Regions from separate parts of the Homo sapiens genome. Here region 2 is linked to region 1. Evidence: chromatin contacts called from ENCODE Hi-C data. All regions are on one chromosome and are shown on one strand. Each heading gives the region's core, a stretch centred on a gene start or an enhancer-like site at or near the end of the contact. The rest is flanking DNA. Distances are from core to core; before and after follow the strand shown.

What was found. Hi-C counts contacts between places; a loop is a spot of excess contacts on that map. Pooled maps may share reads with other maps.
Region 2: a loop to region 1 is called in a pooled map, with 11 times the contacts of the local background. The contact joins two enhancer-like sites. A Hi-C loop is called at or near these places in 3 of 37 single-sample maps with no recorded cell type and 3 of 50 pooled maps.

The regions. Positions count from the first base shown.
Region 1 is chr1:243,594,238-243,597,511 of GRCh38, reverse strand. All of the region lies in intron 8 of AKT3 (AKT serine/threonine kinase 3), which reads left to right. Among named protein-coding and RNA genes, the nearest start is that of AKT3-IT1, 200 kb to the left of the region's middle. Within about 2 kb of position 1,516, at least 4 of the 41 ENCODE cell types and tissues checked have a DNase peak (open chromatin) inside an H3K27ac peak, as active enhancers do.
Region 2 is chr1:244,943,563-244,946,836 of GRCh38, reverse strand. It overlaps the pseudogene RN7SKP55. Among named protein-coding and RNA genes, the nearest start is that of DRC8, 24 kb to the left of the region's middle. Within about 2 kb of position 1,521, at least 3 of the 41 ENCODE cell types and tissues checked have a DNase peak (open chromatin) inside an H3K27ac peak, as active enhancers do.

The sequences.
Region 1 (3,274 bases), core at 267-2,766:
CAAAACAAAACAAAAATGCATAGTATTCTGGGGAATGGATATTAAATAATTACAAGTATTTTTTGAGGTATGAAACAGAAGATAAAAACCACTCTAAATCTTACCATCTAGAAATAATTGCTAATACCGTGTTAATATATTTTCCACTGTTTATACTGTACACATATTTTCAATTTTATCATTTTAAAATATGTTACTTGTTGCCTACTAATTATGTAGATACACTTTAACTTATTAAAACCTTCCCAAATCATTGAACGTTTAGGTTGTTTTCATTTTTTAGTCAACTTAAGTATAATTTACATATAATGAAATGAACTCATTTTAAGTATATGATTAGATGACTTCTGACAAACATATATATGCATGTAGCCCCCATCACAATAAAAATATAAAACATTCTCATTGCCTCAAAAAGTTCTGCCATGCCTCTTTGCAGTCAGTCTTCCCTGTACCCATAGTACATCCACACGTGGCCCTAGGTAGCCATTGGTCTGCTTTCAGACACTAAAGATTTGATTCATCTTTTTAAAAATGTCACAGAAATGAACTCATACAATATATACTGTCTTGTATCTACTTCTTTCATTCTGCGTAATGTTTTTTGAGATTGTTAACTTTGTTGCATTTCTCAGTCATTTATTTCTTTTATTGTGAAGTCATTATCCTTTGCACAGCTATACCACCATTTGTTAATCTCTCCCACTGGTGACGTACATGCGGATTAATACCAGTCATTGCCTAATATGAATAAAGCTGATAGGCCTGTTTCTTTTCTCTTTAATTAATACTGAAGAGTATGATTGTTGGATTTATGGTAAGCATATGCTTACATTTTACAAAAATTTAAAACTGTTGTGTCATTTTACAGTCTCAGCATTAATGTAATGAGAATTTTAGGTGTTCTGCACCCTCACCAGTGCTTGCTGTGGTCAGTGGTTTTCATTTTAGTCATTCTAACGAGTGTGTGGGAGTATGTTACTGTGGTTTTAAGTTGCGTTTCTCTTATGACTAATGATAGGAAATGTCTTCACTCAGACTTTTTGCCATTGCATATACTTTTGTGACCTGTCTATTCAAATATTTCACCTATTATTCGGTTGTTCATCTTCTTACTGAATTATAGGAGTTCTTTGGATGTTCTGGTTACAAATAGTTTGCCAAATATTTGTATTACAAATGGTTTCTTCCAGACTGTAGCTTGCCTTTTCATTTTCTCAGTGATGTCTTTTGAGGAACAGACGTTTTTAATTTTGATGTCTTATTTATCAATTCTTGCCTTTTATGGTTTTCACTTTTTTTGTGTACTGTCCAAGAAATGTTTGTGTACCCCAGGTCACACATCTTTCTCCTATTTGTTATGTGTCACGTGCTATATAATAAGTTTCTGTCAACAGTGGGCCATGTATATGACAATACCATAAGATTATAATGTAGCTGAAAAATTCATATTGCCTAGTGATGTAAATGTTGTAAGTCATACTGCAGTGCATTACTCACATGTTTTGGTGATGCTGGTGTAAGCAAACCTGTGCTGCCGGTTGTGTAGAAACATAGCACATGCAGTTAGATACATAATACTTGATTGTGATAGTACATGACTGTGTTACTTCTTTATTTTATATATTGTACTTTTCATTGTTTCTTAAAGTGTATTACTTTCACTTATTTAAAAAAAAATAGGTAACTGTAAAACAGCATCAGGTGGGTCCTTCAGGTGATATTCCAAAAGAAGGCATTGTTAGCGTAGGAGATGACTACTCGATGCCTGCTCCGAAAGACCTTACAGTGGGACAGGATGTGGAGGTGGAAGACAGTGATACTGATGATCCTGACTGTGTAGGTTTAGGCTAACGTATATGCTGTGTTTTCATTTTTAACCAAAAGTTAAAGACGTTAAAAAAAATAGAAAAATATTTATAAAGATGTAAAGAAACAATATTTTTGTATAGCTGTACAATGTGTTCATATTTTAAACTGTTATAAAAGAGTCAAGGCGTTTTTAAAAATTTTAAAGTGTATAAAGTGAAAAAGTTATAGAAAGCAAAGGTTAACTCATTACTGAAGAAAAAAATAATTTTAATTATTTTATACATTATACAGTGTTCATAGTCTACAGTAATCACCTAGGCCTTCATATTCACTCGCCACTCACTCACTCAAAGCAGCTTCCAGTCCTACAAGTTTCATTCATGGTATTATAAATGCAATAGACAGGTATATCGTTTTTAAATCTTCTATATCATATTTTTACTGTACTTTTCTAGATGTGTTTAGATGTGCAAATATCATTGTGTTACACCTGCCTAGAGTATTCAGTAGGGTAACATGCTGTACAGGTCTGTACCTAGAAGTAGTAGGCTATGCCATTTAGGTTTATGTAAGTAAACCCTAGGATGTTGTCACAATGATGAAATTGTCTAATTGCACATTTCTCAGAATGTATCCCCATCATTAAGCAGTGCATGACTGTATTTTCTTCTAAAACTTTTTAAGTTGTACCTATTACATGTATAGGTCTGTGATCCATTTTAATTTTTATGTATGCTGTGAGCTAAGAGTTGAGGTTCATTTTTTTCCCCCTACAGACATCTTGTTCTTTCACTATCTTTCATTGAAAGGGCTGTCCTTTAGTCAGACATGGGGGCTTATACCTGTAATCCCAGCACTTTGGGAGGCTGAGGCAGGAAGACCACTTATGTCCAGGAGTTCGAGACCAGCCTGGGCAACACAGCAGGACCCTGTCTCTACAAAATAAAAAATTTAAAAAATTAGCCTGGACTGGTGGTGCAAGGCAGAATTGGGAGCATTGCTTGAGCCCAAGAGGTTGATGCTGCAGTGATCCATGTTCATACCACTGCATTGCAGACTGGACAACACAGCAAGACCCTGTCTCTGATTGTGTGACTTGGGTACCTCTGTTGAAAATCAGTTTGTCACACATATGGGTCTGTTTCTGCACTGTCTTATTCTGTTTAATTGATCTTTGAGTTTCTCTTTACATCAGTACCACGCTAACTTGATAATTGTTGCTTTGGGAGTATATTTTGAAATAGAGAAAAACTTTGTTCTTTTTTCAGAATTGTTTTGACTCTTCTGTGTCCTCTGCATTTTCATATAAATTTATTATCATGTCAATTTTTACAAAAAAGTCTGCTGTAACTTTGATTATGATTGCATTTAATCCATAAATCTATTTAAGAATATTGAGTCTTCTAATCCATGGACACACACTCTGTTTGCTTATGGATTTCTCTAATGTCTATTGAAACAC
Region 2 (3,274 bases), core at 272-2,771, 1.3 Mb before region 1:
TATTGTAACACCCAAATGTAATATGTACATTCTGATTCAAACATACCAATTGTGACATACAAAGAAGAGTACGTTTACAAGTAACAATCCAAAAAGAAAATTTCTCCAAAACCCATTATTGATATAGTGCCATAGAACACTTTGATGTTAAATAATATGATTTTCATGTAATAGTAATAAAAATATACCCTGCAAAATAAAAAACAGTAGTCTGAGATGTATGAGTTCTAATTATGATTATTGTTCTGTGAACTTGAACACATTACATAATACAGTCAGCTGTAAAATGGAAAGACCAATACCTCATGAAATGGTTATTCAAAGCACCTAATAAAAGTTATGGTAAAAACATGCTAAGCGTAAGTGCTAAAGCTACAGCTTTCAAATAATAGTCCCATAGTGTGGTGGGCAACCTCTGGGGTGGCCCTCAGTGATCTTCTCCTGCTGAGATTCCCACCCTTATGTAACTCCCTTCCCTTGAGTATGATGTCACTTCACAAATTAGGTTACAAAAAGGGGCCAGGCCTGTAATCCTGTAATCCCAGCACTTCGGGAGGCCAAGGCAGGTGGATCACCTGAGGTCAGGAGTTTGAGACCAGCCTGGCCAGCATGGTGAGACCCGGTCTCTACTAAAAATACCAAAATTGGCCAAGCGTGGTGGCGGGCACCTGTAATACCAGCTACTCAGGAGGCTGAGGCATGAGAATCTCCTGAACCTGGGAGGTGGAGGTTGCAGTGAGCTGAGATCATGCCACTGCACTCCAGCCTGGGTGACAGAGCAAGACTCTGTCTCAAAAAATAAAATAAAATAAAATAAAAATACAAAAATTAGCCGGGTGAGTTGTGGCCAGGCGTGGTGGCTCATGCCTGTAATCCCAATGCATTGGGAGGCCAAGGCAGGTGACCACAAGGTCAAGAGTTCATGACCAGCCTGGCCAACAGGGTGAAACCCCGTCTCTACTAAAAATACAAAAAAATTAGCCGGGCGTGGTGGTGGGCACCTGTAATCCCAGCTACTCAGGAGGCTGAGGCATGAGAATCTCTTGAACCCAGGAGGCAGAGGTTGCAGTGAGCCGAGATCAGGCCACTGCACTCCAACCTGGGTGACAGAGCAAGACTCTGTCTAAAAAGAAACAAAAAAGAAGAACAAAGAAATTAGGTTACAAAAAGATTAGGATTCGAGGTTAAGTTACCAGCAGAAGGATAATGAATGAAAAAAGTCATCAGTCTATCCCTACCTCTACACAGATTTTGCCTAAAGTAATCTCAGATCGTGACCTTGAACTGTTGATTTTGGGAGCTGGGTGATGGATAACAGAAAGGATCATTGTATGTTTCACTGGACTATTTTTAAAATCTTAACCATGTTTTTTTTTTTGAGACGGAGTTTCACTCTTGTTGTGAAACAGACCTCCAGAACTCTTTCACCTTGCAGAACTGAAACTCAATACCCATTAACCAACAGCTCTCCTTTTCCCTTCCCCATAGCTCCAGGTAACCATCATTCCTTCCACTTTCTGTTTCTATGAGTTTGACTCCTCCAGAAACCTCATGTAGGTGGAATCTACAGTATTTGTCCTCAAGGTTCATCTATGTTATAGCTTGTGACAGGATTTTCTTCCTTTTTGAGGCTGCATAGTATTCCATCATGTATATATACCAAATTTTGTTTATCTATTCATTCATTGATGGATATTTGGGTTGCTTCCACCTCTTGGCTATTGTGGATAATGCTGTCATGAACATTGGTTTGCAAATATCTCTTCGAGAGCCTTCTTTTATTTCTTTTGGATATGTACTCAGAAGTGAGGTTGCTGGGTCATATGGTAACGGTATTTTTAAATTTGTGAGAAACCATCATGCTGTTTTTCATGGTAATCACACCATTTTGCTATCCCGCCAGCCATTCACAGGGTTTCCAATGCCTCCACATCCCCACCAACATTTGCCATCTTCTGGGGTTTTTTTGGGTGGGGGATTGGGGGGAATAGTAGCTATCCTAATGGGTGTTAGGTGGTATCTCATTGAGGTTTTGATTTGTATTTTTCTAATGATCAGTGATGTTGGGTATCTTTTCATGTACCTGTTGGCCACGTGTATGTCATCTTTGGAAAAATGTCTATATAACTCCCTTGCCCATTTTTTATAGTTTTTTTTCTTTTTTTCATTAAACTTTTTATTATTTTTATTTTATTTATCTTTTTTTTTACAGAGACAGGGTCTTGCAATATTCCTCAGGCTCACCTTGAATTCCTGGACTTAAGTGATCCTCCCAATTCAACCTCTTGAGTAGCTTTTGACTACAGGCGTGCACCACTGTGCCTAGGTTTTTGCCCATTTTTAAATAGGATTATTTGATATTTTGTTGTTGAGTTGTAGAAATTACTTATATATTAAATAATTGTGAATATTTTGGATGTTAACCTCTTACCAAATATATGATTTACAAACGTTTTCTTCCATTTTGTAGGTTGCCTTTTTACTCTGTTGATTGTGTCTTTCGATGCACACAAGTTTTTAAGTTTGAGGTAGTCTCATTTGTCTTTCTTTCTTTCTTTCTTTCTTTCTTTCTTTCTTTCTTTCTTTCTTTTTCTTTCTTTTTCTTTCTTTCTTCCTTTTTTAAGAAAGGCAGAGTGCCACATGCAGCACCTCATTTGGATGTGTCTGGAGTCTTGGAAGCTTAACTACCCTACATTCTCCTACAAATGGACCTTGAGAGCTTGTTTGAAGGTTCTAGCCGGGGAGTGCAGCTACTCTTATACCCTTGACCGGAGACCAGTCCTCCTCTATCTGGGATGGTTGTCCTCTTAAACCAAGCGCACAGCTTCGGGAGGCGAGGGAGGAAGGGGACACGTGCCTAGTCAGCCAGGTCAGCCAAATCAACCCTGGCAATCAATGGGGTGACAGGTGCCACAGCCAGATCACCCTCACATCCATATTTTTTTTAACTGTACTTTTGGTGTTGTATATGAGAAATTATTGTATATGGGAAATTCAATGCCATAACGTTTTTATCCTATGTTTTCTTGAAGGTATTTTAGAGTTTGAGGTTAATTTTTAACTAATGTAATGTGGTATAAAATAAGGGTCTAACTTCATTCTTTTACATGTGGACATCCAGTTTTTCTAGCACCATTTGTTGAACAAACTGTCCTTTCCTCATCAAGTGGTCTTGGCCCCCTTGTTGAAGAATATTTGGCTATGCAAGAATTTATCTCTGGGCTCTCTGTGCTACTCCATTGGTCCATATGTTTCTCTCTATACCAATAGCACA